Regions from separate parts of the Mus musculus genome. Here all the other regions are linked to region 1. Evidence: chromatin loops called from intact Hi-C (ENCODE). Cell type or tissue: left cerebral cortex. All regions are shown on one strand.

What was found. Peaks named below come from ENCODE experiments on the same cell type or tissue, not always from the same donor. Only the 100,000 strongest peaks of a DNase experiment are listed, where the experiment ranks them.
Region 2: a loop joins it to region 1, with 3 times the contacts of the local background. A loop is called at or near these places in 12 of 42 quality-filtered maps.
Region 3: a loop joins it to region 1, with 5 times the contacts of the local background. A loop is called at or near these places in 2 of 42 quality-filtered maps.

Annotation. Positions count from the first base shown.
Region 1 is chrX:20,816,245-20,824,244 of GRCm38, reverse strand. It overlaps a transcript of Araf not described here. Among named protein-coding and RNA genes, the nearest start is that of Gm26065, 20 kb to the right of the region's middle. In left cerebral cortex, CTCF peaks have their summits at 4,002 (motif pointing right) and 4,912 (motif pointing right); DNase peaks (open chromatin) are centred at 4,038, 4,374, 4,889 and 7,057; H3K4me3 peaks cover 926 bases; H3K27ac peaks cover 969 bases.
Region 2 is chrX:20,942,764-20,950,763 of GRCm38, reverse strand. It overlaps Elk1 (ELK1, member of ETS oncogene family), which reads left to right and starts at 156. Exons shown (of 6, transcript NM_007922.5): 1 at 156-324. In left cerebral cortex, a CTCF peak has its summit at 4,522 (motif pointing right); DNase peaks (open chromatin) are centred at 40, 4,522 and 5,956; H3K4me3 peaks cover 1,365 bases; H3K27ac peaks cover 567 bases.
Region 3 is chrX:21,304,820-21,312,819 of GRCm38, reverse strand. Gm6938 (predicted gene 6938) reads left to right here. Exons shown (of 3, transcript NR_033482.1): 3 at 93-610. Among named protein-coding and RNA genes, the nearest start is that of Gm6938, 26 kb to the left of the region's middle. In left cerebral cortex, CTCF peaks have their summits at 4,348 (motif pointing right) and 6,652 (motif pointing right); a DNase peak (open chromatin) is centred at 4,359.

The DNA of each region.
Region 1 (8,000 bases):
ACTATATGCCATGAGCGAACTACATAGATGACCATCCTGCTGGTGGCCTCTGATATCACTTGTCATAATTTTAAAATTTGTTCTTTAGAGAGCTGGCCTCATAGGTTCAAACTCATCAACTTTCAAAGTAGCTGAGATCATAGGCAAGTGCCAACATACCTGATAAAATTAAACTTTGACTTTAAGGATGTGGTTAACATGCAGCTGTAACGACATAGAAAAGGGTTTCATGGCCTTCACCAGATTTCCTCCACTGATCACATCTGCTAGAGATGCACTCCGATGTAACAGCTCAGCCCCAAAGGGCTCTTCTACTGCCCTGACTCAGGACCACAGTCATGACCTTTATGTACTTCCCATCTGTGTCCTCAAGATCTGGCACTAATCTGCTCTATCCCTCAAATTCTGTCATTAAAAGACTGCTATATAAATAGAAATATAAGCCGGGCAGTGGTGGCACACACCTTTAATCCCAGGACTTGGGAGGCCGAGGCAGGTGGGTTTCTGAGTTTGAGACCAGCCATCCAGGGCTACAAGAAACCCTGTCTCGAAAAAAACAAAACAAAACAAAACAAAACAAAGCAAAAAAAATATATGATACATTATTTTGTTTGGGCAGAGAGGATACCATGTAGCCCAGGCTGCCTTAGATCTAGTTGTGTAGCCTAGGCTCAAACTAGAACTCATCTGGCCTTCCACATCCCAAGTGCTAGGATTAGAGGTATGGACCACTAGGCCTGGCCACATGTGTGCTCATCCAGATTTGGCTTTTTCCACTTAGTTTTGAAAGATCCTGACAGAATGTAAAAGGTCACAGAAGCCCTGAAATTGGCAAGATAGACATCAGTGTTAGCAGAACTAGCTTCACTGATTTGGAAAAATAGAGGTGCACAATGCTCTGGCCACTCCTAGAACCCATGTGTCTGCCAATGTTCTGACCGTTCCTTGAACCCAGGTGTGTGCCCACTGCTGAAGTTCACTGGTAGGTGTTTGTGATATTGGTTGCTGGGGAAGAGTTGGAAAATCTCCCCAGCAACCACAGCCGGGCCAATCTGGAGTTGCTTCACCTACACCAGACTCTTTCCTTGTACCCCTCCCATACCCATTTCTTGAGAATAGACATTGTTTAGATCTGGAAATCCCCTACTCTCCCCCCTTCTCTTTTCCCCCCTGAGGGCCTATAAAAACTGGGACCCCTTTCCCCTTGGGGTTGACTCCTCTACCCCTGCATGGGATATGAGTCGCCCCCAGAGCTCTGGCTTTCCCCAATAAAGCCTCATGTGGTTTATATCAAGCTTGGTCTCTCGTGAGTTCTTGGGTGTCTGCTATTGTCCCAAGGCCTGAGCGAGGGGCTCCTCTCGGAGTCTTTCAGTTTAAAGCCTTGAAAATTCATCTAAGTTATTCCATTGTATCAATATTTTCTTACCTATAATTAATTTCCTTTAAAAAAAGACTGATTCTTATTTAGCTTAGGCTGGCTTTGAACTCTAGTGAACAACTCTATAGTAGTACCCAAAGATGACCTTGAACTATTGCCTTCACCTGTTGACTGCTGGCTGGGATTGCAGATGTGTGCTACTATGCCTGACTGTTCCTTTTTATCACTGGGTGCCATTTCATGGTAGGATACACCATGGCTTACCCACTCATGTGACTATGGAAGACAAGATGCTTCCACTTTTGTTATTAATAAAGTTGCTATGATCGTTCCAGTAAAGTTTTCAATGTGACTGGGGGTATTCATTTCTAGGATAATTACCTAAGACTGTAACTACTACACTGTAGGAAGTTATGTATTTTGTTACAACGAAACTGACTTTCTTTTTTTCAGAATGTATTATTTTTTAAAGTAGTTTTTTATTTGTTTGGTTTTTTTTTTTTCAGTTTTTTGAGACAGGGTTTCTCTGTGTAGCCCTGGCTGTCCTGGAACTCACTTTGTAGACCAGGCTGGCCTCGAACTCAGAAATCCACCTGCCTCTGCCTCCCGAGTGCTGGGACTAAAGGCGTGCGCCACCACGCCCGGCTTGTTCGTTTGTTTGTTTTTGTTTCATCTGTACTTTAGCAGGACTAGTGCTCACTCTTCATGGTGTAGTCAAATATAAAATAAATGTTAAGAGCTGGGCATGGTAGTGCACTCTTTTAATCCCAGCACTTGGGGAGGCAGAGGCAGGTGGATTTCTGAGTTCGAGGCCAGCCTGGTCTACAAAGTGGGTTCTAGGACAGCCAGAGCTATACAGAGAAACCCTGTCTCGAAAAGACAAAAAAAAAATGTTAAAGAACTAAGTAGTGGTTGTAGAACCCTGTAAATGTTTTGCTTCCGTGTATACATGTGTACTACCTCTGTGCCAAGTGCTCATGGAGGCCAAAAGTTGGAGTTACAGAGGGTTGTATGCTATGTGTGCTGGGAAACAAACCTGAATCCTCTGGAAGAAATGCCAGTCCTCTTAAACCCTGAGCTATCATTCCCACTCCATAATTGGCCATTTAGTAATAAGTCGAGCTTGCCATTGGCCAAAACCAGAGATGATTAACCTTTTATCACATATCTCTGAGATTATTACTTCCTGCACTTGAGATTAGCGCCTATACTATATATAGTGTCTTTGACACTCACTCAAACTCATAAGAGATCTACCAATCTGTAGGTGTCAGAGACATCCTGTCTGTGGCAGGAGAGGTTATTGCAACCTACTTTTTTAAAAATGAGAATTAAAAAATCATTTAATAATGAATAAAATTGCTATTTTACAAAAGAGGGAAAGTTTTGGACAGAGAAGGAATTGGTAAATAAGACATTAGGTTGTTTCAGAACTAAAAATAATGCTAAGGAATCTAACCTTTCTTTTTTTTATTAGATATTTTCTTCATTTACATTAACCTACTTGACCATACTCTAGTTATGTGCCAACCACCAAATTGACATAGCGGGCACAATGAGATGCATAGTGATAATAGTGGGGAGGAGACACAAGGTTTCCAAACCAAACCAAAGCCCTAAAAGAAATGAAAAGAAGATGGAAGGAAGAAGGAAGGGAGGGAGAGAGGGAGGGAGGGAGGGAGGGAGGGAGGGAGGGAGGGAGGGAGGGAGGAGGAGTATAACTAACTCTCCCTTCACTCGGCAGCTGGCAAGATTACAGCTCACCTGTTCTGTTGTTTTTCTTTTAAATTCTATAAAATAGTCCTTCAGCTTCATTCTCAGTCTGATTTAAAATTCTTTTTGTTGTTGTTTGTTGTGTTTGTTTGTTTGTTTGTTTGAGACAGGGTTTCTCTGTGTAGCCTTGGCTGAAATTCTTTTTATTAAGAATCCAAATGGGAGTCCGCATTTCCCCAGTAACACTGTATCAAGTAAAACTGTGAGAAGACATATTTGTGTGTGTGTGCGTGTGTGTGCGCGCACATATGCTTTCCTTGTGTTAACTACTCTTGGCTAAAGGGTGTTAGCCATGGCCCTTTATAAAGTGCAAGAAAGGTTGCACCCCCTTTTCTATCCCCAGACTTACAACAGGTCTTCTGCGGTCCCTAACTGCACTTGAATGTGATGTGGCCCTGTCTTCCTCCCCAGAGCTCTTCTTATACCCCTTTGCATCTCAGTGGTCAAGGAAATCGACACATATGATTGTGTAGACAGATAAATGAAGATGACCTAGCTAGCCCAGTTGATAGAAATGGGAAAATATGTGTGGATCCCAAGTTTTTGTGAGCTCCAATCAAGTATCCACGTCCTGAGACCTAAAATGTCCCAGTGACTCAGTGTCTTAGCTGGAACCCCTAGCCTCGGTGTTAATAGGTTCCTTTCCCTCCTCTCGGTAGCCGCACAGGTGAAGTGGCCCTACTGTTTACATCTGTAGGGTCCCTAGAGCAAGCAGCAGCTCGGTGCTTTCTGGAATCAACCTTCACTTTTGTCTACTGAGGGTCATGTCTCTTGCCTGGAAATCCGTCCTGTGGGGTTTGGGTCAGGTCATACAGTCTTTGGCCCCAGGGTGGCAGCAGAGATAGTCTGTCTGGTCCAAGCAAACAGAGGCAAGCAGAGGCGTGGCAAAGCATGATTTGCTGGATGATGAAATGTTAACTGTTTCCCACTTGGAGTGATTTCCTAGCGGATTTGTGCAGCACCGGGGGCAGTGTGTGTGTGTGTGTGTGTGTGTGTGTGTGTGTGTGTGTGTGTGTGTGTGTGCGTGTGCATGTGTGTGCAGAGTAAAACCCAGAACTAAACAGGGTTGGACTTGAGAAAAAGAGGAAAGGGGATGCAAAATGGATGAATAGGGAGGGGTATTATCTGGTTGAAAAGGACTTGGGGAGGAGGCTGGTTCCTAGCACCAACAACTCCCTCTGCTGGCTCTTAAAAACATTGTCTTGCCATCTGAGATGCCATCTAGGCATTTATTGGGACATGAACCTAGGACTGGCAAATCCCTGAGCCCAGAGTGTTCTGGACCTCCCTCACATCCCAATTCCTCTGCCTGCAGCTAGGCGAATGGAGTCCATGACTCTTCAAGCGCCACAATCACCAACCCAAAATTGTTCTGTTCTTTTTGGCAGCTCCTCTTAGAGCCAGAAAGCAGAAGGTACTGCTTCATTGCAGAGGCTTCAGTCCGGAGATTTCCAGGGGCTGCGGCAGGTCGAGATTAACTCCCACGGCCGCAGTACCCACAGGGGCTTGTATCATGAGCCCTGCTGGCCAGCCATTCCGGGCTCTTCTGTCTGCCTATTCTCTCTAGGCCTAGCAACACCAGCTAGTTCTGCAAGAGTGCCCGCGGGAGATGACTCTGAAATTAACACGAGGGAGGGCTCGACGAGGCAGGGGAGGGAACGGCCAGGAGAAAGCCCAGGAGATGCAAAGTGGAGAAGGGGGGCGGGGAGAGAAAACCAGAACTGATGGTTGTAGCATGAACGCCAGGGGGTGCCAGAGACCGCCTGAGGCCAAGGCCAAGGTCTGCAGCATGATGGCGTCCCCACGCAGTCCGCAGTCCCAGGGAGGGGCTGCCTCCCTACCGCGCATTGCAGTGGTGGCTACAGTTCTGCCTGCCTAAGCGCCATCATCAGGATCTAGGTTTGCTACGTGGACTAATCATCTGTTCCATTTCCCACCTCTTAGTATCTTCCCCATCTTCTTTTCCATCCTCATCCTCTCTTAATCAATATAAGTAGATAGATGATAGATATTAATTGAAAGGTATATGTTTAAAGGTACTTGTATTTTCTGTAAGAGGAAACATTTGAATTCAAATATTGTATGGGAAAGTGTGGACTAAGAAATTAAGGAAACCTATAGATGGTTTCTCTAAAATGTTATGAAACCATCAAAAATATTACTGACACAACACAGAAAGATTAATTTAAATCTAATCCTGTAACAGGAGAGACTAAGGCAGGAAGATCACAAATTCCTGGCCAGGCTGGGCTATATGTAGTATAGTGAGTTCTAGGCTGACCTAAGCTACAGTGACCCTGTCTCAAAAATCAAATAATAATGAAAAGAGAAGACAAAAAAAAAATTCAAACTAAAAAACAAAAACAAAAAACAAAAAACAAAAACCTTTTGTAGATGTGGAAGTACTTTCCCATATTTTGAAATTGGTTGAGTGTAGATGAACTGATATTCAAATGAAGTATGATCCTCCCTTTGTTTACAAAAGAAGAGATACAAGCTGCAACTTGGTTGTTATAGGGGCAGGATTTGAGGAAAACATTAGGGTTCCCCATTAAACCTCAGCTGTCAGAGAGACACATCTGTTTCCTTTCTACTTCTACCCAGGCATTCCATCTTTTGACCAACAACGCTCATCTTTTAGCCCCTTCTCAAATCTAAAAATCCTAGGCCTCCTGATCTCCTATTAATATTTCTCTGCTGAAAAAAAAAAAAAAAGCTAAGAATTGCGGGGCAGTGGTGGTGCATGCCTTTAATCCCAGCCTTTGGGAGGCAGAGGCAGGCGGATTTATGAGTTTGAGGCCAGCCTGGTCTACAGAGTGAGTTCCAGGACAGCCAGAGCTACACAGAGAAACCTTGTCTCAAAAGAAAAAAAAAAAAGCTAAGAATTTCTCAGTCTAATAAATTGGCCAAGTCTATTCACACCTGGCACTAGAAGCCAGACATTTAGACTCCAGTTTACAGGTTCCTAGAAACTACACACACACACACACACACACACACACACACCATACAAATGTATCAGACAAACGAGGCAGATTTCCACTCCAAGTCTGTGATTCCTACTAGGGAGCTTCAGAGCACCTATGCATCAAGGCTTTTGGCGTGATAGATGGAACTTAAAGAGACCCAGATGATATGGGCTAGGCACAATTTGGTGCCCAATACATCGTTGTGAAAAAAAAAAGACACTAAACTGGCACTGTGGCAAGCATGGTTGCACTACCTGTAGTCCCAGCTACTCAGTAGGATGAGTTCCTCGAGACAATCTGGGCCATACTGAGAGTGCATATCACACACATGTGCATGTGTAACACCTCCTCCCCAACTAAACAAGCACCAACCACTTCCAGGGATTTCCTAAGCTAGTCCTTTCTATTTGATCACTTGACTCTATGTGGGTGAGGGCACTGGACCAGGGAAGGAATCTGCTTTCGCACTGCTCCCCCCACTCCCACCCCCTACCCCCCCCCCCCCACAGAGGCACAGAAGGGAAACCTCAGCAGACAACACCATGTAAGAGGAGGAAGTTTCGGCATCTTTCACCCAAATGTGGAGGAGCATTCTATCTTGGTCCTTTGGACTGAAAGGGTGATGGAAAGAGTGTCCTATCTCTTGTATTCTCGATGCACAGCTCTGGTTGCAGACGGACTGAGGTCTATGTCTGTCAAAACTGCCGAACAAACTTGTCCTTTTCCCCCACCCCACATGCCTGGTTGGCCTGGCGTCAGAGAGGACCTGGCAGCAAGATGTTGGAGGAGTGGGGGTGAGAAGTGGAGCCACCCTGACTCATTCCTGTCCCTCTTCTTCTGCTCAGGAAAGTGTTGGCCTCTTTTGTTCTCTGCACCTGGCATGGCCTCTCTCTTCCAATTTGTCACCATGACTTGAGTCAATGGAGGCATGAGTCAGGATCTGGAACTGACTCAGGCACGGAAGGGAGGGGGTGGACCTGTCTACATTACTTCCTGTCGTTGTGCCAAGCTGCAGGGCACAAATAAGACTTGTGCCTTCAACCACTACACGTGTCTAGGAGGAGGGCATCAAAGGGACCAGGAAATGACAACTGTCATTTTCCCTACTTCCCGAATCTATCTGCCGCAGCTATTTTTGCTGTATGTCCTAGGCCACCCTGACACCCAACCACATTGCCCTAGTATCTGGAAGGATTTCTCACTCACTTCACCCATGCTGTTCATCAGAATCTCAGGATGCATTAGAATGGGAAATAGTGTGCTTTAGAACCAAGAATACATGACAGTTCTCCAATTGTCAAAGCTAAGGTAGAAATGGCAACTTGAGAGCCATATATTAAGTGGAGGAATCTACTTTCTGATCATGGTTGTATCCTCCCACTCTGTTTCTCCATCATTTTTAATATGGTCCTCCAAATCTATAGGTCTCATATCCATACTTCAACCAACTATGGGGTGAAATTTGGGGAGGTTGTTTTGTTATTGGTTTTAGTTTTTCTTTTGAGACAGGTTCTCACTGTGTCTCTCCTGCTGTTATGGAACTTGGTGTATAGATCAGGCTGGCCTCAAACTCAGAGATCTGTCTGCCTCTAGAATTATATGTATGTGGCACCATGGTTAGCTGCAATGTCCATTCTTAACTGCTGAGCCATCTCTCCAGCCCAGCAAGTATTTTAAAAACGTATTTATTTTTATTTAATGTGTATATTTTACCTGAATATATATATGGAACAAGCAAAAAAAAAACTTATTCTAAATTCATTTCATTTTCAGACTCCATTTAGTCAGAAGGAGAAACTAAATGCTAAGTCCCAGGCCCCAGGGACTTCCCAGTAGCCGAACAGCTACTGTTGTAAGGAAACGATTGTCTGAGTGCAGAC
Region 2 (8,000 bases), 130 kb before region 1:
CTATAGATTCAGTTGGCCACCCGCAGTCCATCAATCCCTTTTAAGCCAATTGTGTTACAGCTCTGTTAGTATTCCTCCACCACCCAGGCCCCTGTGCTTAGGATCCTTGGCATTTTGTCCAATCAGCAAGCAGGAGGACGCTTGGCTCCTCCCATGAGAGCCCACGTGAGCGGTGGGGAAACGCAGGGGCGGCTTCTGGTTGCTGCTTCTGCTGTCGCCGCCACCACCGCCGCCGCCTTGGAACCGGGGCCTGGGGGGCGGTGGGGCCTCGTATGGAGCCCCCGCCCCCCGGAGCTGCCACTGCCACCGCCGCGCCACTCGCAGGTGAGCCCAGGCCCACAAGGTGGAGGACCCTGTCCATGACCCCACGTATCCTCACCCCCGCGCAAGGGATGTGGTTTGGCCCAGCCTGCTGGTATTTGGCTCCACTACCATCAACTGATTGCCCCTGTGTGTGCATTGCCTGCTCCTTTTGCCCTTTATAGTAGATCTGAACGTGGGCTAACATCCTGCTGTCTGTATAATGGATCTGTCTGTGAGCTTATGATTTTCCCCACCCCAACTTAATGGACTCGTCCGTGGTCTTGCCCTCCCCAACCCCCACTTATTGGAAACCAGTCTGTTGCATTGTCCAGTCCCCCTTTAGTCGTAGCTGTGTCTAAAGTGTTTCCATTTCCCCTAGCCTCAAATTTAAGGGGAACCTTCTGTGGCTTTGTTTACTGAACCCCTCATGTTTATTGTAGTGAATCAATCTGTGGCACTGTTCCCACTTAAGACACCCCATTGTTTGTTCAACAGTGAGTCCACCTAAGTTTACATTATTGCCCCCCTTGAGTCCCCAGTGCATAAGCCCATGACTTTATCCACCTCCTCCCATTGCCCCCATCTTACTGTGAATTAGTTTGCATGCTTGCATTCATATTCCTCTAGTTATCACCGCCCTAACTTTTCTCCCTTATTTGTAGACTCCAGTCTTTGAGCTGCTTCCTTTTAACAGTGGGTCAGTTTGGTGCTTTGCAATTTTTATTTTCATTTTCAACAGCCCAGTCTATGGCCTTGTCCTATCCTTCACTTTAATTAATTATTATGTGATGGCTTTTCTTCTCTGCGGTTGTATAGGTATCAGCTTAAACCACATCTCACTTTTGTAATGAATGAGTCTGTTCAGAAGCCTTCTGCCACCCCAGTGTTTACAGTCTCTCAAATCCTCAGAGCTTGCAATCCCTCCCCAAAGGGGATAGATAGGCTTTGTACTTTATTTCCCTCCTCCTCCTCCTATGTATTGGGTCAGTCTTCTCTGCCCCCATCTCCTAGGAAGTCCTGTGTACTTGTAAAACCCAGGGACTTTTAATATATGCCATGTTCCTCATAAACTCTCTTTTTGTTTGTTTGTTTTTTGTTTTGTTTTTGTTTTTTGTTTTTTTTTCAAGACAGGGTTTCTCTGTATAGCCCTGGCTGTCCTGGAACTCACTCTGTAGACCAAGCTGGCCTCGAACTCAGAAATCCGCCTGCCTCTGCCACCCAAGCGCTGGGATTAAAGGCGTGTGCCACCACTGCCCAGCCCTCATAAACACTCTTAGCCACTAGGCATTTTACTTTGCTATAGTTCTCAACTATAGTAGTGGTACTATTGCTAATGACAGTCGGATCTAACTTTATACTTTACACTTGCTGTGTACCAGGCAGTATTCTATAGTCTCCAGCTTGCTTATAGTCTCCAGTCTTCATCATAGCCCTGTGAGACAGATAACTGAGAAAACTAGGGCATGTGGGTTCACAGATGGCCCAATAACTACTTAGATAGGGGAACACTTTTGACATGCCCCTCTCTCACCTCATTGCATCCCATATGAGGGCACATTCCTTAACAGCCAAATTAGTTTCAATCACCCAGCTTTTGTTTCTGCTGTTCTTTCTGACAACAGAGCTGTCTCCATTCTACTCTGTTCTCAGGACCCATCAGCTCAAGTCCTAGCAGTGGTGTGACTTTACATGAATGACTTAACTACTTTCTTCCTGTACTGGGCTAAAATGGGGGAGTCAGAACTATAGCCTTTCCAGTGTGAAAAAAATGTGTGGGTTAAACAAGTCACCTCACTGACCTTATCTCTTTCATCTCCACATTTCAGATCCATGCTATAGCCATGCTAACCTCACTGCTTCTCAAAAACAGCCGGTACAGGCCAGCCTCAGGGCCTTTGCATTAGCTCTTCTTTCTCCATTAACACTACTCCCACATCTCTGTATGGTAACTTTCAAGGTACTGTACACTTGCCATACCCAAAGGAATTTTTTCACTACCCTGTGCAGGGAACACACTAAAGATATTTGTAAGAATGTCATTTGATTTGTGAATAAAATGAGCGTAAAGGAAATGTGATGTTGGTGATATGAAAAGGCACAAATAGAAAAGATGTTTCAGAGAGTGCTTTCATGTCTTTGCATCTTGGGTAGTGTAATTTTAGTAAAACATGTATTTGTCACACTGGTGCTTGGGATATAATGTATAAAGGTATATACATAAAAAGGTTTCAAATATCATTTTTTGTATCAAAGTAGTCAACACCCACCTCTCTTTGACTATCTGATTTTGTATACCGAGCAGGGTTCAGATCTCTTTCCTGCTTGCTTTGGCCCTTTATACTCTGTCATGGTTAGACATGCTATATAGCTTATATAAATAGATATCTGTCTATCCTCCTCAGAATAAACATCCTATGGGAACTTACAGGCTTTATCTGCCCTTCATGTAAAAATATACCTCTGTACAGTAGGTGCTTGGAATAATCTGCTGCACAAATTAACTTGGGGGGTGTAGTATCTAGACGATGAATGATGGCTCACGGCTATATATTTCCAGCATGGAAGACCAAGAGAGAATTTACAGGAAATAAAAACTAGCCTGGGTGACATAGCGAATTCCAGACCAACCTGAACTACAGAGTGAGATGCTGTCACAAAACTGACAATGAAAATTGTATCCCAGACATCACCAAGGGGAGTGCAGATAAAAAAGGGAATGTAGGAATTAATTAAGATGTCAGTTACGACTTTTTAAATATTTAACAGCTATTTACTAAGCACCTAGTGAGTACCAGGCACTTATTGTAGATGCTGGAGATATAGAGAAGCAAAACAGGCAGAAATCCCTGTACATAGAAAGCAGGCAGGCATTACTAAAAGTGAGGGAGACAGACTGTATAGATAGGTAAAATGAAATACCACATTATACAAAGGCTAAGGAACAGACATGAAGTGGGGCAAATAGGACTAGAGTATCAAGGTATTTGAACTCTTAGAGACAAGGCATGCTACACTTGGAAATGTGACTCATAAGTTAAGGCCTGAAAGAAACAAAGGAGTAAGCCATATTGTGTAAAGGAAGAATGTACCAGAAAGAACACTCAATGCAAAGACCCTGAAGCCCAGATTATGGCTACCATGTTCAAAAGCCAGTGTGACTGGAAACAAGTTGAGAGGGAGGGATAGAAGTCAAGGTCATAGAAATTATGGAAGCCAGATGGTGAAGTCGTACAGAAAGTTAAGGGGGAGGGAGAAGGATGCCATACAACCTAAGGGCTAATGTTTATTGCATTTCTAGCATGTGCTACAGACAGTTTTCTAAGTACTTTACATATATAGAGACACATTGAGTCCTCATTTTTAAAAAGTATTTTTTGATTTGAGAGTAAGATACCCTATTTTACAGATATAGAACAAGGCATAGAGAGGTTGAACAACTTGCTCAAAGTCACACAGGCAGAACAGGGCAGAGTATGAGGCTGTGAAGATCAGCACAGAACAACTTTGCAAGAACAAACAAGTTACTCCATGCATTGGATCGTGCAGAGGAAAAACTCTACCTGGCAAGAAACATTATGGCCTCAGGTAGACACTTTAGAGCTTTTATATATGCTTTTCTCTTTATCAGAATTATCCTTCCCATGGACATCAATATGACTTGCTACCTCCCCTCCACCAAACATCGCTTCTTCAGGGAAGTGTCCTACTTGTCACTCTGGGATCTTGCCTGTTTATGTTTTCTTTGAGAACTGGCCTTGATTGGCTAGGGGTGCTCAGTTTGACTGCCAGCATCCAGCAGCTCCTCCAAGGGTGAGACCTTAGGCAGGTTACTTAACATCTTTCTCCACACTTCACTCACTTGTCTGCAAAATGGGAAGCATAATACAGTCCACCTTTTGGAGGGTATTATTATTTTGTTTTCTTCCTTTTTTTTGAGACATTTCTTACTGCCCTATGAATGTGTGGATTATAATATGCAAGGGCTCCTGTCTGTTGTGTCCTAAGCTGTTTTAAGGCACCCAGAGAATGAGGTGAGGAGTGGAAAGAAAGCCTTCTGGGAAGGGCAGGTAACTAGGATTCCTGGTAAGGCCTGTGTGGGAAAAAAAAAAAGCAGCAATCAAATTCAGCCTGTCTCTTTGATAAGCTAGTAGTTGATCAGATTTCACTCAGCTGCTGGGTTCTGGCATAGCTCAGAGGAGGCGGTGAAATTGCCTGTTTTTGCCACTAGGGGTCACACTGCACTCTATAGGCCTCTGAAAGAATCTGGTGTTGGGAATATTTAGTCCCTTAGAGCTGGGGGGGGCGGGGGCGGGACTCTGATCCACTGTCCCTCGGCACTCTAATTTGGACAGCTGCCTAACACTGTTTCTGCTAAAAGAACCTTGAACTGGCTCAGACATATGAGGATCATACTATAATTTCATGCAGATTAAAGAATAAAGCTATAAATCTAAATCATAGGTTCTTCAAAACCTTAAAAGGTTTATTCTTAATCCTTAATCCAACAATCCGAGCCAGGTGGACAGCTGGTTGATTAAGTCCCATCCTTGCAGGGACTTAAGCAGGTTCAGTGTTAGTTCCAGTTTGGTTATAGGAAAGGGTAATGGTAGGATAACAGGTGAACAGTGAACATCCTTCTAATGAGGTGATAATTTGTTTTGCTTTTTTTATTGAACATAGATTTCTCTCTATCCCCATAAACTGTAAGATATCTATAGGTATAGATATCTACCTATAGATATCTTACAGTTTGCCCCCATCTGTATTCCTCCCAGTTCTTTCCCACCTCCCCTCCCATTAGAAAACAAACAGGCAGCAGGGTAGTCATGGTGTGGTACAGGCCTTTAATCCAGGGCAGCCAAGAGGCCCTGTCTCAAAAAAACAACAACAAAAAGCCAGGCAGTGGTAGCAAGTGCCTTTAATCCCAAATCTCAGGAGGCAGAGGCAGGTGGATCGCTGAGGCCAAGGCCATCTTGCTAGTTTCAGGACATCCAGTACTATACAGACCCTGTCTCAAAATAAAAACAGGAAGGAAAGAAAGGAAAGGAACAGAACAGGCTTCTAAGAGATAATAATAAAATATAATAAAAGAAAAGAAAAAGAGCCCAAGAGAAGGCCCAAGAAACAGACCCATTCATTTGAACACTAGGGAATCCCATAAAACACTAAATTGGAAGCCATAATATATACACAAAGGATCTGATGCAGGTGGTTAAATGCTCAGACTCCTGAAACTGGTCATGGTGACCCATGCCAAGTATCTCAGTACTAGGGAAGTGGAAGCAGGTAAAACAGGAGTTCAAGGTCATCCTCAGCTGGATGGCAAGTTTGAGGCTTTCCTGGGCTATCTAGACCCTGTCTCTAAAAATAAATAAATAACAAAACCACTTAGACCCCTGAAGGGTGATACTTGGGTCAAATGCAGGAACTGTCACAACAGTGAAGTCACTTGGACATCTTTTCCCTTGTGTAAAATTAGTGATATTGTAATAAGAATATCTCCTTTCCAAAAGGAAAAAAATGCCTATTTTTCTGAGTTGGGATGAGAGATAAGTGAGTCAGTGCCTATAAAAATAACAGCCCATGCCTTTATCTAAAACCCCATAGACCAGTTATATTTCAGAATTGTGAATTTTTCAGTTTAGAAAGGTAGCATGGTGCACATATGACATGTTACATAACACCTTCAACCAGCTCTGTCACCAGCTGCTTTTAGATCGCTGCACCAAAATGTATGAACAGTCATACTAAGCAAAGATCAATAAAAACCAGAATGGGCCTTGCTTTCTTTCCAATCATGTTTTGTTGCCAAAAGAACTAAAAAGAAGCCTTCGTTCTTAGACTGTTTTGGATTAAGGAATAGCAGAAAAAAAGATTTGTGAACAAATTAGAAAATATTTATGTAAAGTTTATAACCCAAGCATGTTAAATTTAAAATTCACATAATAATAATGATACATGGTCTCTATAGATAAGTATATTACTATCCCTGTTTCACAGATGAGAAGATTTGTAATACAAAATAAGTATAATGAATTGGCCAAAATCCCACAGCTAATAACTAGCAGATCCAGGATTTAAACCATAAAAGTCTAACAGTTTAGGTTGATTGTGCAGTAGGCAAGATGGCTTTCTGCTTAGAGCAGTGCTTCACATAAAGAGTAAATACATACTTGTTTTTAAAAAGGCTCATAGCCAACCATTGGATTGAGCACAGGGTTCTCAATGGAGGAGCTAGAGAAAGGACTGAAGGAGCTGAAGGGGTTTGCAGCCCCATAGGAAGAACAACAGTATCAACCAACCAGACCCCCCCAGAGCTCCCAGGGACTAAACCACCAACCAAAGAGTACACATGGAGGGACCCATGGTTCCAGCTACATATGTAGCAAAGGATGGCCTTGTCGGGCATCAATGGGAGGAGAGACCCTTGGTCCTGAGAAGGCTCAATGTCCCAGTGTAGGGTGGAGAGGCGGGGTGGGGGGTGGGGAAGCACCCTCATAGAAGCAGGGGGAGGGAGGATGGGATGGGGGTTCCCAGAGGGAAAACTGGAAATGGGGATAACATTTGAAGTGTAAATATATAAAATATCCAATAAAAATAAAAAGAAATTAAAAGGCATGGGTTCCGGGTGAAGCTCTGTGATAAATCTTGTACTTAACATGCATAAGTCCCTGGATTTGATCTCTAGCACTACAGAAAGAAGTAGCTGCCTTGTTTGCTGGGGTGTGTGTAATCTCAGCACTTGGGAAATGGAAACAATAGCATCAGGAACTTGAGGACAGCTTGAACTACATAATACCCTATCACAATGCAGCAGCAACAATGGCAAAAAGAGAGAGAGAGAGAGAGAGAGAGAGAGAGAGAGAGAAGATTCATGTGGCCTCATCCTTTCCTGTGGATCTAAAGGCCTTTAATGGTTACTTCAGTGATGCAGGGTCCATGTTCCTGAAAACAAACCTTCACCATGGCCTTGTAAGCAACTCTACTAAAATTCATTGGATCACAAAAAAGTCATAATATACAAAGAAGCCTAGTTGGGAAGAGGAAGATAATCAGTGGGAAGGGAGGGGAACGGGATAGGTTAATGGAGGGAAATTTAATCAAAGTCATTATATTAGAAATGGTATAATGATGGCGCACGCCTTTAATCCCAGCACTTGGGAGACAGACACAAGTTGATTTCTGAGTTCGAGGCCAGCCTGGTCTACAAAGTGAGTTCCAGGACAGCCAGGACTACACAGAGAAACCCTGTCTCGAAAAAAACAAAAACAAAAAAAAAAAGAAAGAAAAAGAAATGTTATAATGAAACCCATTATGTATAAATAATAGAAACCCACTATGTATAATTAATATATGCTCATCAAAAAGAAAAAAATTTAAACGCTTAAACCGTACAGGAACAATCCCAGGTTAGAAAAATTGGGGGATCAAGGAACAGAGAAGAGTACGTATTCAGATTCAGGAAGGCTTCATAACGCAAAGGACTTTTCAGTGGGTCCTCTTCGTCGTTTTTAGAGGACGACTGCTCAAAGAGGAAAGGAGCTCCATGTACAGTGAACAGTACTTGCAAAGGGCTACCAAAAGGCACATCCTAGAAAAGTTGATAGGAAAGGGGAGAGAGAGAGAGAGAGAGAGTTAATGTGAGTTAAGTTATGGATATTACACTAGTTTTCTAGTCCCGCTATATAATTTATTCT
Region 3 (8,000 bases), 490 kb before region 1:
ATGCAGCAGAATGTAAATAATCATGCCTTTAACAGCTTCATATCTAAAAAATTCTCTAATATGTTGTTTTATGTCCGAATTTTTCATAAAAGTTCCAGTAGCCTTAGCAGTAGACAGACTTGCTGCTCAGCAGATTCAGAAGGCACTGAACATGAACATCTGCATGACTGAACTTCAAGGACCTGAGATTGTGCGACCTTGCAAGACTTGCCAAAATCTCCTTCCCTGAAACCAGTTCCTCTGGCCACATGGAAATCTTCAAATTCCCAACTGGAAAGCCAGAGAATGGAGAACCAGAGACCCCAGTGTTCCATTTACATATACCAATACTATAGAGTAATTATTCCTTCCTTCATGTCCCGGGAACCAAACCTGTGCATTCCATAACTTGTCTATACATCCAATTGTACCTTTCAGCCATATTGTAATGCTCAAATGAGTTTTTGTGTTGAGTCACCTCAGCCTCTGATGAAACATTAGGCTTCTAGAACCCTCAACTGAGGAGTATGTCAAAGAACTGTTAGCCCATCTCCAAGGGTACAAGTCCATCATGTTCATGGCTGTGTCTTTAAAACAACCCTTTAACTATTCCCAAAAAACATTATGACCACATTGTCTGTGAACCAGTTGCTCTACCCTACTCACCACTGAAAGTCAAGATATTTGACAGTACTTTCTTTCTCCAAAGACAGAGTCCCTCTTGTACCTAGGTCTTTCTTTACTGTGTGCATGCTGCCAAGTATGGATAACTCTATCTACAGTAGAACCAAAAGGGTTCTCTGGTGGTATCTACATAGACATCTAGAGACACAACAGAGGACCCAGTCCTCTGTCTCTTGCCAGGATGCCAGTATCACACCATCATACCAACACCCTTTCCTTGACCTGTCTGTCTTCATCTCATGTTGCCAAAATCAAGAGAAATTTAATACTTCATCTTGTTTTCTCCTAAGGATCTGAACATATGGAGAAGGATGAAGTCAGAATAGACATCGGGAGAAGCAATGTCCTTTCTATTTGTGTCTTTGTCTCTGTCTTTCTATATCTGTCTGTCTCTGTCTCTGTCTCTGTCTCTGTCTCTCTGTCTCTCTCTCTCTCTCTCTCTCTCTCTCTCTCTCTCTCACACACACACACACACACACACAAACTTCTCTTTAATAACACAAGTATACTATAAGCACAGAATGGGGTTAGGAGCATGGGATGGAGGGAAGAAGTGATAAAGCCCAATGCCTCAGAATGAAGAGATGTAGAAGGATGGGCTAAGGGAGCGTCTTAGTCAGGGTTTCTATTCCAGCACAAACATCATGACCAAGAAGCATGTTGGGGAGGAAAGGATTTATTCAGCTTACACTTCTATACTGCTGTTCATCACCAAAGGAACTCAGGACTGGAACTCAAACAGGTCAGAAAGCAGGAGCTGATGCAGAAGCCATGGAGGGATGTTTCTTACTGGCTTGCTCAGCTTGCTTTCTTATAGAATCCAAGACTACCAGCCCAGAGATGGTCCCACCCACAAGGGGCCCTCCCTGCTTGATCACTAATTGAGAAAATGCCCCATAGCTGGATCTCATGGAGGCACTTTCCCAACTGAAGCTCCTTTCTCTGTGATCACTCCAGCCTGTGTCAAGTTGACACACAAAACCAGCCAGTACAGGGAGGAAAAAGGGAAAGAAAGATGGACAGATTTGTAAAGTATTTGTGGAATTTCTAGGAATCACAAACCCATGAAGAGAGCTCCAAATTCCAAAAGCAGTGTCTGAGTCCAAGAAATGGGGATGGGTATAGATGAGGGTTAAAAAAGCAATAATGAATCCAGGGTCCCTGTTGTGCTCATAGCTACTTGGGCTGTCTCTGCTTCTTGATGGTGGTAGGAGGACATGATGGAGACAAAAGTCAGTTTTCCACAAGTCCTTCAAGGCAGCTGACTCTTGGTCAAAAACTTCTCCACACCCAGGCAAACGTGGCTGACACAGGAAATCTAAGCTTGTATTTACTGTGGTGCTGTAGATTTTGCCCTGGGACAAGGCATGCCTCAGGGACTGGCAAGAGAGTGCACCAACAGGTAACCTAGACCCTGAAATGCCACAGTACTGTGAGGCTGGCTAAAGACTCCTTCATTTCAATGTTGGGACCAGAGTGACCCTGTATCCACACTTCCTCATCCCCAAACCATCTGAAACAGCACACTTAGGTGTTCTCAGAAACAGGAAAAGAATTCTGCTTGATGGCGGTATTGCTCCATGAACATCAAGGGACCCTTATCCAAGGATCTCTCCTCCTCTGCCCCACTCGGGAAAAAAACAGGCCAACAATTTGCCACAAGACTACAATGTGGCTGAGTCCAATCCTGGATTTTTTTGGGGGCTGGGGGTGGGGAGAAATGATGTGACTTGGCATCTTTTTGAATGGACACTACTGGTTCTTGAGTGTGTGTGTGTGTGTGTGTGTGTGTGTGTGTGTGTGTGTGTGTATCAAACTCAGTTCCTCAGTTCAAGTATTTTTAGTCATTCTACCACAGGGCCAGATTTTTACCCTGAAGATATAAATACCATATGGGAAAACTAAATTGAAAATGCACCACTGGATGCAAATATTGTTAGAAGCCACAGAGATGAAACTTTAGGGAGAAACTGGAATCAGGGTCAACACACTCCCATCGCCCATACCCCAGGAGGAACACACTAACTAGCACATGTTCACAAAATCCTCAGCTAGCATCATGATATGTATACAGAACTTCCCTGGTTGTGCAGATGCCCCATTACTGTGATACTCTGAAAGTCAGATTCAAGGTTAGCTGCCCTCTCCTCCCCCCATGCACTCAGGAGTCTCCTGACAGGGAGAATCATAGGACAGAGAAGAAAATGGGCAGTTGGCACAAGGGAAGCATGGTCATCTTTCCACACAGAGCCTAGGAACAGGAATAGATGTTTACCTGACACGGAAAGGTTCCAAGTTGCACAGAAGACTATGTGGACTATATATAATGAAATCTCCAATATGAGGTCTTTGGATCCATGAGCCACTGTTAGCACTGTTAGCAGATAAGAGAGTGTAGCTGCCAACCAAAAACTTTGTTCTTTTCATCTAAACATCTCAACTTAAGGAGTCCATGGCCCTGGCTTTGATTTCAAGTGGATATTCTGGTTCATTACCTCATTGTGGATGAGTTTGGGAATGGAGGTTCTTTTTTTTTCCTTTGCTGAAAGCTAATGCTCTGGAGGATCCTGGTCATGGGGCATAAAAACATCAAACGAAGAATCCTGATTCCATCCCAGGGGCTGCCTGCCTGCCAGGCCATTGCAGAGGCTACAAACTATCCCTTTGGAACCATCTTGCCACAACCATGGTCTCACCATTATTAACCATCCCACCTATTACCTCACAAGTTCATTGTCAATCATCACTTTCTGAGGATGTCTTTTCTGCAACCTCCCATGTGCAGGTTGTCCTCTGTGCATCATGGTGTCTAGTTGCAAGCATGATTACATTGTACATCCTAGACAAGTTGGCGTGGCTGTCTCTCTTATGCCTACTATCCACCTGATTTGAAGGTGAAGCTTTGTTGTGGCATGGCTAGAAATTGTCCTGCCTATGTCTCACCTTTACAGTTAATTTCCAGGCCAGTGGGTTGTGCCTGGGACCTGATTTTGTTGTTGAACCTTGGCTTCCAGTTTCAAGACAGAGCTCTTCCAGCAAAACTCCTGAAGGACAGCAGAAGAGTGAAGGGAATGAAAAGGAATCCAAAGACAGGAAATACAGAAGACAAGGGGGAGAAAACAAAGCATCCACAACAGGCTGAGCATCTAAGCATGGAAGGAACAGAGGGAATTAAAAGATGTAGGGAAGAAAGGAAGGAAGAAGGGAGGAAGGAGGGAGAGTGGAGTAGAGAGTATGATGAAGAAACTAACGGACTCTAGGTGGCATTTCTGGAGACCCTGAAGCTCATAAACAGAGTCCAGAATCCCATGCGTGCTGGGTGATTCTAAGAAATGTGGTATAGATGCAGATAGGTGCCTTAAAACAGGTCCAAGGCAATTGGGGAGACTCCTAACCTTGACAAAAGCAAGTTACCCACATATCTTCACCCCCAGTTGAATCTAGTACAGTGTTCCTCATCACTGTTTCAAACATGGCTCCTGTGAGATCACAAAGCCCATATTCTGTAGTAGCTGTATTTATAACTAGGAAACCAAACCCTGGCTAACGTCAGAAGAGGCCAGTTAGCTAAAGCTATCTTCACTTGTTCACTGGTTGTCCACTGATTCAGTATTTGAACCAGAATCCCCAAGCATCCTTCACTCAGTCCCAGACCTGCTGAAGAAAGGCATGGAGGTGTTGGTTGGAACAGCAAAGCAGTTCCACTGGATGGCAGTGTAGTATCAGGAATGCCAAGATACCCTTCCCGGTTCATTTTATCTGCCATTCTTGGAGGGAAAACAATTGAAAAAGGTAAACTTAACACTGGAATCCAATATATTTTAGCCATGACTTGGCCCTATTTATGTACAGTATCTTATGTTATAGGTCTAGAAACCATAGATATCTCTGTCTCAGTATATTAAGACACTCCCCAAGAAAGGCAGAGCCCAGTCTCAAGGCATAAAGGCCAATCAGGAAAACTTAATTGGGATCCTCTCCCTAGATGCAAGAGTCAGGAGAAGCCACGGAAACAAACTTCTAGTCAGAGACTTCTCCTGGGACAAAATATAGCACCATGAGTTCAGCCTGAAGCACTCTGTTTTGGCACATGGGTACAGTATCCTCAACACTGTGACCCATGGAAAGTTCGAAACTAAACCCTCAATGGCCTACTACCTCATCCTTGAGACTGTAATGCATAGACAAAAAGAACTCTTCCCCTTTCTCCTGAAGACAACCCTGCCAGTACATTTACACTCTCCATCTCTGCAAAGCTCTGGACAAAGGAAGACTTTTGTTGTTGATTAAACTCCCCAGGTTTTGCTTGTTGTGATTTCTCACTGGCCGGTGGCCAAACACCTATGGACTGGTTTCTGGATTCTATCCACAAACCTTCCAGACAAGGGTCCCAGCCACCATGTCATAAGCAAAGACAACACCCCCCCCAAAAGAGCAGATGCCACAACTCTATGATCCCAGTGCTGCTGATATGCCCATCTGTGCTGTAGCTGAGGGCTGGGTCTCTAAGGGGTTCAACGTCAGAGTCCCCGATGGGCTTAACTTTAGATCAACTGAACTAAGGTCTGCCTGCCATGCCTTCCAGAGGTGAGATGCTTTGCCATGCACATTATGGGGACCTTCTATGGCCTTCCTTCCTCTGCAGAAGACACCTTCAGAATATACCCACTGACATACAAACACCCATACCAGCTCACTTTCAAGTTGAGAATAACCAGAGTCATCCTTCACTACTTACTAAAGATGGTCCTGGCTGTATCCACCATTCCTCTGGTTGATGACAGAGCAGCCTTCCACTTTAGGCAACCATCACATGTGGGGGCACCTTCTTGACCTTGATCCTGGATATTCTCTAGCACTGTTAGCAAGTTGGCCTAAGAAAGAGAAGCCTGAAAGAGGGGTGACCTGCTGGTAAGTCCATTTTGCAGCTAGTGGGCTTGGTCAATGAGGCATTGGTGGTAAAACCAGCCCATATAACACAGGTCTTATCTCTCATCTACTTTCCTAACTTGTCTGAGAATTGCCCTAAGGAAGAACACTACCCTCTGCTCTTTTCACTTACATGCCCAGTTGGCTCAAACATTAAGAACGCCCCACCTGCAACTCACACTTGCAGTCCTGCCCCATACCCTTGGATTGTCCTAAGGATCATGTTTTCTTGGCCAACACCTAGCTTATAGGTACTGGACACTGAAATCTACCCACAGAATTCCTACAGACAGCAAAAGAACAAAGGGAACAGGAAGAAAGTCAAAATACAGAAAAGATGGAAAACAAGGAGAAACATGGAGAAAACAAAACAGAAAGAAAGAGGCTGAGAATGCTAGAATAGCAAGTAGGGTGTGTGGGAGGAAGGAGAGGAGGAAGGGAAGAAGGCAGACTTGGAGGGAGGGAGGGAGGAAGAAAGAAAAGAATGAAGGATGGAGAGACATTTAAAAGACCTCTTGGTGGTATTTCTGAGGACCACTGCACACACCTGCCTGTGAATGGAGACCAGAAGCCCAAGGGCAGGATCTGACTCCAGGAAATAGGGGTAATTACAGGTTAGGGTTCACAAAACAAAATGATTCAACCCAGGGACCCTGTTATAGCTATATGTTGACTTTGCCATGACTCGACAGTGGGAAACTATATGTATATCTGTATGTTAGTCAACAGACTCTGTTCCTCGATGCTAAGTGGATATGAAGGAGTCAAAGGCAGGTGGTTAACACCTGTCCTCCGCACATGCTGACTCCAGGGCAGAAACCTTCTCCCCACACTGATAAACATGGCTGCCACAGGATATCCAAGCCTGTGTTTCTTATGTTGATGTGGTGATTGCCCTGGGTCATCGTGAATCTCAGGTGCTGGCAATGGTGATGCTCTCACCAGTCACCAGAACTGGGCTCAGTGGCGTTCCCTTTCCTTCCCATTTTGGACCAGAGTCCCTATGCATTCTTCACTCTACCCTCAGTCCTGCTTGGTTGTCAGCACACTTGGTTGTCAGCAGGAGCAGGAAAGCAGTTCCACTTGATGGCAGTATTGTTCCAAGAATGCAAAGGGACCCTTTTGTGAGGGTCTCTACCTCTACTTTTCTTTGATGCTGAAAGATAGATAGATAGATGATAGATAGATAGATAGATAGATAGATAGATAGATAGATAGATAGATAGATAGATAGACATAGAAAACGAGAGAGGAAAATGTGTTAATAGATTCCAAAGTGGCTTAAACCAGTCCTCAACAACTCTGGACAGAGATGGACCATGGTGCCTTATTTTATGGACACTGTCTGTTATAGAACCCACAGATTCCTCCACATCACTCTAACACAAGGACATAACCAGGTATCATGGCCTCAGGACCATACAGGAAAACTAAATTGGGAACTGCAAAACTAGAAACAAGAGTCAAAAGAAACAATACACATAAAGTCTTCAGGAGAAACTGGTCCTTGGGCTGAGTACAACTTCCTCCTACTCTACCAAGATATGACTAAGAAATAAGTATAATCTTGATATTTCTGGAGATCCCCAAGCCCATGTACAAAGGCCAGTATCTCACAGACAGTGTCTGATTCCAGGAAAAGAGGGATATATAGAAGCAAGGGAACAAAACCAAGCATGAATACAGGGACCTTACTATATTAGTCAGGATTCTCTAGAGTCACAGTATGTATAGAATGTCTTTCTATATTGAGGGAATTAATTGTGATGACATACAGTCTGTAGTCCAACTAACCCAACAATGGTCAGCTGTGAATTGACAGTTCAAGAATCTAGGGCTGGAATGATGGCTCAGTTCTTAAGAGCAGTGGCTGCTCTTCTGAAGGTCCCGACTTCAAATCCCAGCAACCACATGGTGGCTCACAACCATCCTTAATGAGATCTGATGCCCTCTTCTGAGGTGTCTGAAGACAGCTTTGAGCAAGCAGGGCCAGAAGGAGAGCTGGAGAGATGGCTCAGTGGTTAAGAGCACTGACTGCTTTTCTGGAGGTCCTGAGTTCAAATCCCAGAAACCATGAGGTGACTCAAACCATCTGTAGTGAGATCAGATGCTCTTGTCTGTTGTGTCTGAAGACAGCTACAGTGTACTTACATATAATAATAATAAATCCAGTACTTGCTCAGTCTCACAGGGCTAGTTGTTTCAGCTGGTCTTCTATAGAAGTAGATTCCAACAAATGTGCTGGCAAGTAAATGCAAACAGAGAACCGTGAATCCTCCTTCTTCCAATGTCCTTATGTAGGTCTTCAGCAGAAAGTGTGGTCCAGATTAAAGATGTGTACCACCACACCTGGATCTGGAACTTGTTTTGTCCCAGAATGACCTTGAACTCAGCTATCTCCTTGCCTT